2 separate regions of the Homo sapiens genome follow, and region 1 is linked to region 2. The links are chromatin contacts, found by Hi-C or POLR2A ChIA-PET in ENCODE. All regions are on one chromosome and are shown on one strand. The core of a region is the stretch at or near the end of the contact, and the rest is flanking DNA. Distances in the headings are between cores, read along the strand shown. Region 1 overlaps AKNAD1 (AKNA domain containing 1). Region 2 overlaps EEIG2 (EEIG family member 2).

What was found. Hi-C counts contacts between places; a loop is a spot of excess contacts on that map. ChIA-PET counts read pairs that join two places held with the same protein, here RNA polymerase II (POLR2A). Pooled maps may share reads with other maps.
Region 1: a loop to region 2 is called in a map of endothelial cell of umbilical vein, with 5 times the contacts of the local background. The contact joins two enhancer-like sites. A Hi-C loop is called at or near these places in 1 of 168 maps with a recorded cell type or tissue (endothelial cell of umbilical vein) and 1 of 50 pooled maps. POLR2A ChIA-PET finds 5 or more read pairs at or near these places in 2 of 52 experiments (GM10248 and activated CD4-positive, alpha-beta T cell).

The regions. Positions count from the first base shown.
Region 1 is chr1:108,826,379-108,832,201 of GRCh38, forward strand. AKNAD1 (AKNA domain containing 1) reads right to left here. Exons shown (of 16, transcript NM_152763.5): 10 at 4,181-4,272; 11 at 827-924. All of the region lies in intron 2 of LOC105378891 (a long non-coding RNA gene), which reads left to right. Among named protein-coding and RNA genes, the nearest start is that of AKNAD1, 28 kb to the right of the region's middle. Within about 2 kb of position 4,178, at least 28 of the 41 ENCODE cell types and tissues checked have a DNase peak (open chromatin) inside an H3K27ac peak, as active enhancers do; they include endothelial cell of umbilical vein, where a contact is called at or near this core.
Region 2 is chr1:108,587,226-108,593,415 of GRCh38, forward strand. The region is part of intron 1 of EEIG2 (EEIG family member 2); the gene reads left to right. Among named protein-coding and RNA genes, the nearest start is that of EEIG2, 30 kb to the left of the region's middle. Within about 2 kb of position 3,951, at least 17 of the 41 ENCODE cell types and tissues checked have a DNase peak (open chromatin) inside an H3K27ac peak, as active enhancers do; they include endothelial cell of umbilical vein, where a contact is called at or near this core.

The DNA.
Region 1 (5,823 bases), core at 2,928-5,427, 240 kb after region 2:
CAGCCCCACCTCTTCTCCCAGGGCAGTTCTGCTAGATGTTTCTCTCCTTAAACTATCTTTGAAAAAAAGGATCTTATGACTAAAAGCCATTGAATTGCGTGTACTGGGGCACCTCCCAGCTCCAACTTTCTTTGCTTCTATGAAATGCATATATCCAAAGCAGCAGCAATTCTCACGTAGCCAGTAACCTTACCAGGTACAGTTATGGGTCATGTGGGAAGGATGAGGATGGACAGACTGAATGACATCTTGTGATTGAGTCCATGGAGTCCTTCATTTTCAGCTAGAAACAGGTGTTCATGCTTTACTCTACTTAACCACATCTTATTGAAAGTGATTCTTTTTTTCTTTTCTTTTCTTTTTCTTTTTTTTTTTTTTTGAAACAGGGTCCTACTCTGTCGCCCAGGCTGGAGTACGGTGGCATGATCATGGCTCACTGCAGCCTCAACCTCCCGGACTCAAGCAATCTTCCCACCTTAGTCTCCCAAGTAGCTGGGACTACAGGCGTGAGCCACCACACCTGGCTAATTTTTGTATTTTTTTTGTACAGATGGAATGTCACCATGTTGGCCAGGCTGGTCTTGAACTCCTGAGCTCAAGTGATCCACCCGCCTCAGCCTCCCAAAGTGCTGGAATTACAGGCATGAGCCCCCATGCCCAGCCTATTAATTCTTTACATTTTGCAAATAAATAAATACAACATGCAACATCCTAGTGTAGGGAAATGCTCTTGGAGTGGCAGATGGCAAGCTGGTGCCTACTGCGAGCAGACCCCATGGGGAGGGACACTGAAAAATGAGCACCCAGCCCAAGCCCATCAACTTACTGGGAGTTGAATCTGAGTGTGGTGCCTTTTCATGAAGGACAATTGAAAATCTTCCACAGTTGATCCTTCCGTGGCCCTTTTTCTCCACGTTTTGCTTCCTAAAAAAAGGTGCATAAGATCCTGTAAACTTTTAGTGCATTTCCAATAGATAGGGAAAGTTTTGGTAAAGTTGAAACGTTAAATTTTGTTATATTAGAGCCTGGAACAGTGTAGGAGGGGCTTGTCATCCTCTACACAGAGCTCTCCTCTGCCTGCCTGTTTGAGAGCTTTTCTACAAGAAATTGCACCCCAGCACAATTTGGCCTGATAAGAAAATGTATACAAGACAGGCCAGGCGCGGTGGCTCACGCCTGTAATCCCAGCACTTTGGGAGGCTGAGGCGGGCGGATCACGAGGTCAGGAGATCGAGACCATCCTGGCTAACACGGTGAAACCCTGTCTCTACTAAAAGTACAAAAAATTAGCTGGGCGCCGTAGTGGGTGCCTGTAGTCCCAGCTACTCGGGAGGCTGAGGCAGGAGAATGGCGGGAACCCGGGAGGCGGAGCTTGCAGTGAGCCGAGATCGCGCCACTGCACTCCAGCCTGGGTGACAGAGCGAGACTCCTACTCAAAAAAAAAAAAAAGAAAATGTATACAAGACATGAAAAATAAATGTTTTGTTCTGCCGAGGTTAATATCTAATCATCACATACACATTCACAAAACACATTTGAAGTATGGAATTATAAAATTTGGAGTTTTCCTCATGCATCAAAATCCATTCCAGGCTGGGTATGGTGGCTCATGCCTGTAATCCCAGCACTTTGGGAGGCCAAGGAGGGTGGATGGCTTGAGACTAGGAGTTCAAGGTCAGCCAGGGCAACATGGCAAAACCTCATCTCAAAAACAAACAAACAAACAAACAAACAAACAAACAGTTCCTACCAGGGGAAGAAACTATGCTATACGTCAGTAATGGGTCACGTAGCTTTGGTCCTGGAAGTACAAGCTGATTACATCCAACAACTCCAGCAAAGTGGGCTTTGCCGGGTGTCTGTGGGACTAAAGGCTGAGGGAGCACGTGAAGGTGATTTTAGTTGCACATGGCCACCAGGTGGCGTCAGAAAGAAGCAACTGCAATGGACATTGTTCAGGAGCCTTCCTGTGGCCCACCTGCAGCTTCCTCCCTCCTCCTCAGAAATCCCAACTCCTCCAAAGGAATTCGAATTAATAACAGTTCTGAACAAAGCTCTTGCTAAGCTCCTGGGATACAGTCATAGCCCCCAGGGAAAGTTGTTCATTCTTAGTATGGAAGGCACTGTGCCCGAGATATCCTGGCATAAATGAGGCAGATTGCCCAGGGCTAGGGTTTGAGCCCAAGGCATTGCTGGGCAAACACATGCTCGCCGCGCTGTGCCCTGGCCTGCTGTTGGCGGAGAAGGGATGGGGCTGCGGGTTTGTGGGGCTGGGGCTGAGAAGCCAGGCTCTTTCCCTCCTCTTGGAAAAACATGCTGTCCTCTTGAGTCACATATTTTCTCACACCTCATTTTCTGTCTCCACCCTTCTCCTCTGGGGCATTTGAACATCTGCTCTCCAAAGTGGGAAACTTGGATCTCACTCAAGTGCATGCAGTCCAACACAGGACTTTTTCTGCTTTTAAACTCCTTTGTGTACTCAAATCTTCTGGCCAAACATAATTCCTCTGGAGAAGACAGTTTTTCAACAAGACAAAGCAGCTAAAGTACACACTTAAATCCAAAGTTTTGCATCAGAAATAACATAAAGGGATAAGCATATTTTACATTTTATACATATGTAATTTATCCACTTATATATAAACAATTTACAAATATCCTGAAAACAGTATGTACCTCAGCAAGCTTCATAAAGGACAAGTCCCATCAGAGAGAGATTTAATCTTCTAACAGAAAGAATATATAGTCCTCCCTTCAATCAATAATTCCTCAGGGATTATGTAAGTTACAAGATTTTAATTCATAAGTCATGTGTATCTTCTCATCACTCCCCAGCAGTGGATTCACTGTGAGATTTGATTTTACACTTGGTTGTGCTTGTCTTTCCAGCTTGTCTATCATAAAAAAGTATTATTTAGTCTGGAACATTGGTCCCTGTCTTGGTACTTAATGTACTTCTGTAGGGTCTAGACTAGGAATTTAGAAGAGAGAAATTTAGTACCTTGAGTGCTTAATAAAAATGGTTCTTTAATGTCAAAATACTTTCATTATACTTAGTAAAACCTTTAAAAATCCAAAATTAGACTTTAATTCAATAAATAAAAATAGTAGGCCTGGGATGACTCAGTGAGTAAGCTTCATGAGTGCCCCTTGGATTAAAGGGCAGCTCAAAGCTGATGACTGACATGGTGGTTTAATGACCCACACACAATGACACATGACCATTTTTAGCACGAGCTTCATGCAGTTTCTTTTTTCAGGGGTGGACACTCATTAGAACTCTTAAGGCAGGTGCCCATTCCCACAATGGAATGCTTTCTAACAGGAAGCCTCAGTCTTTCAGACCCTGTCATCTGCTTCTATTAGAATCCATTACGTACATATAACAGTGGTTGCTAAACACCTGCTGCCTCCCTGACTCTTGACCTTCCAAAGGTCAATGAGCCGAGCTTTGGCCGGAGTCCACAGTGAGCTTAGAGGTAACATCTCTCGCTACCTGAAAGAAGCTTCAAATAAATGATACTGAATCGACACAGATTAATAGTTGCACCAATGGGTGTTTCAAAAACAAAGGATTTCTCCTGAGGATTTTACATGATTTACAGCTTGTTAGCTCTGGAAGATTTCGTCCTTAGGAATGGGAAGAAATCAGCCCTGAGAAGAGGGATGAGGCTTGTTCCTGGGACTGGGGGGCTCAGGTGAAACCCAACAGAGAAGACTTTTGCTCATCATAAGGAGAGAGTAGGGATGGTGGGAGCTGTTTGTTATACAGGATAAGAATCCCCCATGTGGGCAATGATCAAAAGCCTACAGGACCACCCTCCGTGGGCTGTAACCATGATTCTTAACCAAGGGGGCTTATCGGAATCACCTGGGGAGATTTAAAAGCAATATTCCTACCAGAGCCCCACCGCTGGCGATGCTGAGACAGTAGGTGGGATGGAGGCATGTGCATGATTGTAAAATCTCCCATGGTGATTTTGATGGTCTCCCCAGTTGAGGACCACTGCTAGAGGATCTGTAGGGTGCGAGGGAGGCTGGGCTCTGTGCCCAGGCCTGAGATCTGTGACTCTATAACTCAGCCAGTGGCCTCAGTTAGTTGCCGCCCACTCTCACTGGAGTTACTATGCCAGGACTGACTCCAATCCACCCTGGGAATGTAGCCACAAGAAGCCCTCACCATTCAAGGAGCCTGCGACAGAAGGCACAGCTCGGACTGGGTGCCGTCATCTCTGCACAATCCTGCCTTCTTGGAGTGCCGTTGGGATCCTCCTGCGCCACAAAGCACACAGATGGAGATGTGATAGAGGATGTGACTCACGCCGCGGCTGCACACGCACAGCCCAGCAAGCAGCTGAGGTCCGGCTGAACTTGCCACCTCAGGCAGAGAGACTCGCCAAACCTCTCCTCCAGTTGGGGAAAGGGAGGCGCAGGGGGACAGGAGGGAAAGAAGAAAGAGCCCATCCTTAGTTCTGATGTGTCACTCAGTCGGGGCTGCGCCTCTAATGGCCTGGGCTGAAGAATGGAAGTTTCCACCCTGGCTTGCTTCCTTCCTCCTCTAAACAGATTTTAAAATCTGGTGTACAGATGACAGAATACTCTCCCCTTTTTATCTTTCCCTTAGTTTCAAATTACTCCAAGCTTCGCCAGATAATGAACAGATTTAGGAACATAATTTTTAGATCTATTAATCTGACCGCTGGCTAGTAGAGCTCTAAAAGCCTTTCTAAATAAATATATTCAACTATGAATTAAAACAGGGTTTAGGGACTGTCTGGGGGCCTAAATGATTGGTTATATGTCCCTCTTTAACACAAAACAATTACTCCACTGACCTGTGAGGGCTGTTACCACCCACTGTGTATTTTTGACTAAGGTCTTACCCTTTATGTAAGTAAAAAATAAATGTACTTTTCCCATCATTATAAACAATGGCAGAAGCATCATTGTACACATAGCTTTTTCCACATCTTGGATTACTTCCTGAGGAAATGTCTGGGCCAAAGGTTGCGAACATGTTTGTGTGATGACCCATATTGCCAAATTGCTTTCCACAAAAGTTGTACAGATTTCACAGCCACCAACAGTGTGGACGGCTCAGTTTGACCACACCTTCCTCTGCATCAGGAATTATCACTTGAAAATGTTTCTGTTAATTGAAGGGAGGGGTGTGTCACCTTTTGTGTTAATTTGCATTTCCTCTGTGACTAAAGGAAATAAGTCTGTTCCTATATGCTGATTTATTGGTTGTATTTCCTACCTGTGACTTTTTTTTTTTTTTTTGAGACGGAGTCTCACTCTGTTGCCCAGGCTGGAGTGCAGTGGCCTAATCTCAGCTCCCGGGTTCAAGCAATTCTTCTGGCTCAGCCCCCCAAGTAGCTGGGATTACAGGTGCCCACCACTACCCCCAGCTAATTTTTTGTATTTTTAGTGGAGACAGTTTCACCATGTTGGCCGGGCTGGTCTTGAGCTCCTGACCTCATGATTCGCCCACCTCGGCCTCCCAAAGTACTGGGATTACTTTAATTGTGAGTAATTGTGTGAGCCACTGCGCCCGGCCTTACTTGTGACTTTTTAGCTCATGTCCTTTGTCCATTAATTTTCTTGGAGGGTTTCAGTGTTTTCCTGTTACCATTTGCTAGTTGTTCATGATGTGCCAGGTGCTTCCCTTATAGTCTCCTTAATACTTCCAACCATCCTGGCACGTTGTCGCCATTTTAATGGTGAGTGATCTGAGGCCTGGCGGATTTAAGCAATTTGGCAAGGTTGCATCATGAGTAAGTGGGAAAGCTGGGATTTTAACTTTTACCTATCTGACTGGTA
Region 2 (6,190 bases), core at 2,701-5,200:
TTCTATGTGCATAATCTGATTTTGAATAGACTGTTTTTTAGAGCAGTTTTAGCATCACAGAGAAATTGAGTGGAAGGTACAGAAATGCCTCCTATACCTCCTGTCCCCACATACACACAATATCCCCCAGCTATTAATATTCCTAACCAGAGTGGCGCATTTGTTACAGTTGATGAACCTTCCTTGACGCAGCATCATCTAAAGTACTTTAAAGTTTACGTTAGGCTTCACACTTGGTGTTGTCCATTCTGTGTTTTGACAAATGTATAATGACATGTACCCACCATCATAGCATCATACAGAGAAGTTTCACTGCCCTAAAAATCCTCTGTGCTCCACTTGTTCATCCCTCCTACTCCCAACCCCTGGCAATCACTGATTCTTTTCTATCTGCACAGTTTTGCCTTTTCCAGTATGTCATAGTTCATAAGCTAATTTTAATTTCCTATATCCTTGCAGGATTTTTACCTTATCCGTAGGAAAATTTTGTGTAGCTTTCATCAGATTTCCCAGTCTATGATGTGTATTCTGAAATTTTCGGTATGAAGTCTTTCCTTCAATTAATCTAGGAATGTTTTTTTCTCCTGTTACTTCATTTTTATTGTGTCCTCTGCATCTATATTGTTCTAGAAAGTGGAGAGGTGATGCTATGTAGAATTTGCATAGTTAGAGCAAAATAAATTTTGTGAGTTTGAGTTTTTTAGGTTCCACATATAAGTGAGATTATGTGATATTTGTCTTTCTGTGCCGGGGTTATTTCACTTAGCATAATATCCTCCTGGTTCATCTATGTTGTCACAAATGGCAGGATTTCCTTCTTTTTTAAGGCTGAATAATATTCCATTTATGTATATACATCCCACATTTTCTTTATCCATTCATCTGTTGATGGACATTTACGTTGTTTCCATATTTTGTCTCTTGTGATTAATGATGAAATGAACATGGGGGTGCAGATATCTCTTCAAAAAACTAATTTAATTTCCTTTGGATATATACCCAGATGTGGAATTGCTGGGTTATATCATGGTGCTATTTTTTATTTTTTGAGGAATATCCATACTGTTTTCCAAACTGTACCAATTGGCATTCTCACCAGCGGTGTGAAAGGGTTCCCTTTTCTGCATATCCTCACCAACACTTTGTCTTTTGTCTTTTCGATAATATCCATTGTAATTGATAGGAGTGTTAACTCATTGCGGTTTTGATTTGCATTTCTCTGATGATTAATGATGTTGAGCATCTTTTCACATACTTCTTGGCCATTTGTATGTCTTCTTTTTTTATTGTAAATTGACAATTTGTAATTGTATAAGTTTATGGTATAAAAAGAGATGTCATAATTTATGAATACAATGTGGGATAAACTAGTTAATGTATTCATCACCTCAGATACTTGATGTTTTTTGTGGTAACATTTGAAATTTACTCTCTTAGTGTTTGTCTTCTTTTGAGAAATCTCTATTTGAGTCCTTAGCCTATTTTTTAATCAGGTTATTTGACTTTTTTTTTTTTTTTGCTATTGAGTTGTATGAGTTTCTTATATATTTGGGATATTAACCCCTTATCAGCTATATGGTTTGTAAGGTTTGTAAATATTTTCTCCCCTCTGTAGGGGACATACGTTTTTTTAATGAAATTTTTCATCAAGACATCTGTCAGTCACTGAATAAAAACCCTGCATGAAGCTATAAGACTTTTTGTAATATAGAAGATTATAAACAAGTATTCAGCAAATATTCATTTGAGGTCCTACTGTGTGCCAATCAGTGCTATGTTTTTATATGAAATTTCTCATTAGAACAGTTCTAGACAATGAACAGTTGTCTACTGACAAAGTTCCTTGCATTAGAGCTCACTCTTTTCTTTTTATCTCCTCATGATGGAAGAGGAGCCTCTTCTCCTGTTCAGGGCCAGTCCCCCTAATTATCACCTGGATCCCATCGTCTGGCATTCTCAGGGATGAACCTCCTCTGGCACCATTATTCATACCCTCTCAAATCTTTTCTCCTTACTGTTAGTGCTGACAGGTTCTTTACTATCAGCACTAAACCATGCTTAAGTCTCTTCTTACATGTTAAAATGAAATCCTCACTTTATGCATATCCCCATTTGGCTGCCACCCTAATTTTCTCCACTTTATTACTAAAATATTTGAAATGTCTGTGTTCCCTGTCTCTGCTCCTCATAGTAATCCGGCTTCCATCCCTCCTTTTACTGAAACTACACTTGCTAGTGTTATTAGTGAATTCTTCATTGCTAAATTTTTTTTAGCCTTTATCTTACCTGACCTCTCTGCCACATTTGATAATTCAACAATTCTTTCTTTAAAGGTTTTCCCCTTGGCTTTGGTGACAACGTAATCTCCTTTGCTTCTCCCACTGTTGACGTGTTAGCCTCCTTTGCCTGTGCCCCTTCTTCTCGTATACCCTAAGTGTTCATGTTCCTTGGAGTTCCAAACTCTGCCCTCTTCCCTTTCTCCTCTACCCACTCTCCCTGAATGGCCTTATCCATTCCCATAGCTTCAGTGACTATTTACATGCTGAGGTCTTTTGTCCTTTTTTTTTTTTTTTTTTTTTTTTTGAGACAAGATCTCAGTTTGTCACCCAGTCTGGAGTACAGTGGTGCAGTCATGGCTCACTGCAGCCTCAAACTCCCAGGCTTAAGCAGTCCTCCCACCTCAGCCTCCCAAGTAGCTAGGATTATAGGTTTGAGCCATCATGTGCAGCCTGTCATTTACATTTGTATTTTCAGCCCTGACCACCTTTGAGTTCTAGGTCTGTGTATCTGTCTGCCTCCTAGACATTTCCAAATAGGGAACCCACAGGCTCCTCAACCTCAAAATATCCAAAACTGGATTATCATTTCCCTCACTCCCTAATCCCACTAGCAAAATGAGTGAGTGAATAAATAAGAAATAAATAAAACAAAATCTTCTTGTGTCCAATTCTTTTCACCCATTTACCCAAGCCAAAAATATCTCTGATGTATGAGATGTTCATTTATCCTTAGTGTTGTGTCACAATTTTGTAGATCTGACTTATCCTTGGAGTATTAAAATACTTATTTTTGCCTCTGTTCCCACAGGTTTCTTTTTTCTCAAGAGTCTGTATCTTTTAAGAAGTAGAAATCTTCATTAATATTGAAAAAAATCTTTCCTTATAAATTTGACCATTATTTCACTCTGGTGGGCAAATTGAGGTGGACTATATACATCCTTGATAATAACTTGTAACATTTATTATTGAGATACACTGTAAGCCAGGCACTGTTCTGAACTCTTGTGTGTAATAATTCATTTGGTTTCCCCAAATTCCCATGAGTTGTAGGTATTGTTACATCCTGTTTCACAGAGGAGGAAATGCAGAATGCAGAGAGGTTAGGAACGTGTCCAGCGTGACAGTTGGCAGGGAGCAGAGGCAGGATTTGAACACAAGCAGCCTGGCTCTGGATCCTTTAAGCTCTTAACCTCTATGCAATACTATCTGGCAAACAGTTTGCATTCTTCATAGCAGTTTCTTATCACTGTTTTTTAAAAAGTTAAAAATATACTGAATTACCAAGACATGGCATAATTTTAAATGTGTACCTAGGGTATACCTATGCAAGTTATTCGAGAATAAGTAATGCATTTTGCTGGTACAGTAGTCACAAAAAAATGGATCCATAATTTTCCTTTTATTTTACTTTTATTTTTTAAAGACTTTCTAGATTTTCTTTGACTCGTTTGAAACACAAGGCCATAGCAACATTTCTTCTGAGTCCTCTGCTTATTTTATGTCAGCAGCTGTATCACTTTATCTTAGAAATACTTGGGTTTTCACAGTATCAACACAAATCATATTCTGTTGCTTTGTTTCTGGAAAGTGGTTAAGCAACTGTATAAAAGTCATAGGAAATTAATGACTCACATAACGGAAACCATTTACTAATGTGACTTTTGTCTCAGATGCCAAGTAGTCTGAGTTTGTTTCCATGGTAACCCATCAGTATAACAAATGGTCGCAAACTAACTTTGCTACTTTTTTGGTTGTTTGTTTCATTTGGACAGCTTTCTGATAGCTGTGTGTGTGCGTGTGTGTACACATTAAAGATTATCACACACAAAAAAAATCTGAGTAATTGCCTTAGTTGCACAAACAAAACCTTTTTTTAGAGAGATTGTTTGAGAATCCAAGGCTATTTTGATGTTACAAAACGATAAAGATTACTTAACATATCTTTCTACTTCAGTTCCTATTAAGAAAGGGCACACAGTCATCAATTTTTAAGCCCATACATTTAAAAAATTCATTTATAATATTTGTTTATTTGAAATGTATCAATCATAGGAGACTCTGCCAGAAACAAGGCAGAGAGAACGGGAAATGAGGACACTGTCTTGGGAGACTGAAGACTGAGTGAATGATGGAAGAAGTGGAGGCAGCCAGCTCTTTCCTGCCCCTCCCTGGGGGACAGTGCTCTAGGGTAGGGAAAAGAGGACACTGAGAAGGGAACCAAGGCAGGCCTGGTCATATGGGACACCGAGTTGCAGAGAGATTTCTAGAGGAGGTAATGACAAAACTAGATGCGTTAGAATTAAACTGGTGAGTGCGGGAAGTTGAAAGGAGAGTGGATGGAATAGAAGGGAAAGAAAAAATCATGAACAAAGGCATGCAAATGAGAAATAGTGTGAAGTAAATGGGAATGACAAACAATATAAGACAGAAAGAAAGGGTCAAGAGATAAGACTAAAGACAGACAGGGGCTTAATCATAAAGAGGCCCCATTAAGGAGGTTGAACCTAATCCTATAAGAGGAAGCAGTGAAGGATTTTAAACAGAAATGACATTATCAAGTTTGTATTTTAAAAAGAGTTCTCTGGTAGCAATGAGGAAGATAGATCTGAGCGGGGACCATTAAGGAGGCTGTTGCCATGCTTCAGGGAAGAGATATTGAGAGTCTGAATTGTGGTGGTGCTAGACACAGGAAAGGGCTTGATTTACAAATAGGAAGTAACACAGGCAAGAATTGGTAGCTGGAACCAGTCATTTGTGGCCCATGCCTGACTTCAGTTATTCATTTGGTCAACAAATCTTTATTGTTTCCTGTGTTTGGCAAATGATTAGTGTTATGCTGTACTCTTTCCCACCTTCATCATTTCTGGATTTCTTCTCCATTAAGGATTCTTTGTTTGCACATCATGAGGTAATTAATAGACAACTGCACTTCGCATGGCTCTAGTTCATCCCAACCTGATCTCTTGTCTTGGCTTATTTGACTTTCTTACTCACATAAGAACCTGTTTCAGAGTCCTAGCACATTTGTCAGTCTACTACTTGGGAGGCAGTATCTATGTGTTCGGATAGGGGCTTATTGCCCAGGAAGTGAATCAGAGCTTATTTGTGTCTTCATTGGGTGGGACTCTACGGGTCATGAAAAATATGTACAATAGGTTCCAGTGTATTTCGTCTGTATACTTAAATGAGGGGAACAGGACTCTGGGATGGACCACCTACAACAATGTGAATAACATTTGAACTTTGCAGATTTGGAAATGGTAAGACTTAGTCTATGTCAGTTAGGATTTAGTTCAGCTGCATATAACAAAATCCAAAATAAGCATTTTAAATAATAAGATTTAAGAAGTTTGGGCTGGGTGTGGTGACTTGGCCAGGCATGGTGGCTCTCGCCTGTAATCTCAGCACTTTGAGAGGCCAGGGTGGGCGGGTCACTTGAGTTTAGGAGTTTGAGATGAGCCTGGCCAACTTGGTGAAACCCCATCTCTACAAAAAATACAAAAATTAGCTAGGCATGGTGGCACACACCTGTAGTCCTAGCTACTCGGGAGGCTGAGACAGAAAAATTGCTTGAACCTGAGAGGTGGAGTTTGCAGTGAGCTGAGATCACACCACTGCACTCAGCCTGCATGACAGAGTGAGACTCTGTCTCCAAAAAAATAAAAAATAAATACATAAATAAAAGGAGTTTGGAGGGAGAAAGTCCAGGGCTACATGTTTCTTAGAGACCCACCTTCCTTCTGGCTCTGCACCATCATCACATGGCTTTTCCTGAGGGTAACCTCGAGGTCCAAAATGACTGATGAGAATCTAATCATCATCATGACAGTTTTCCAGGCAGAGGAAAGAATAAAAGGTAAAAGGGTATGTTTCAACTGTCCCTCTCTTACTCTGCCTTTCCAAAAGTTATA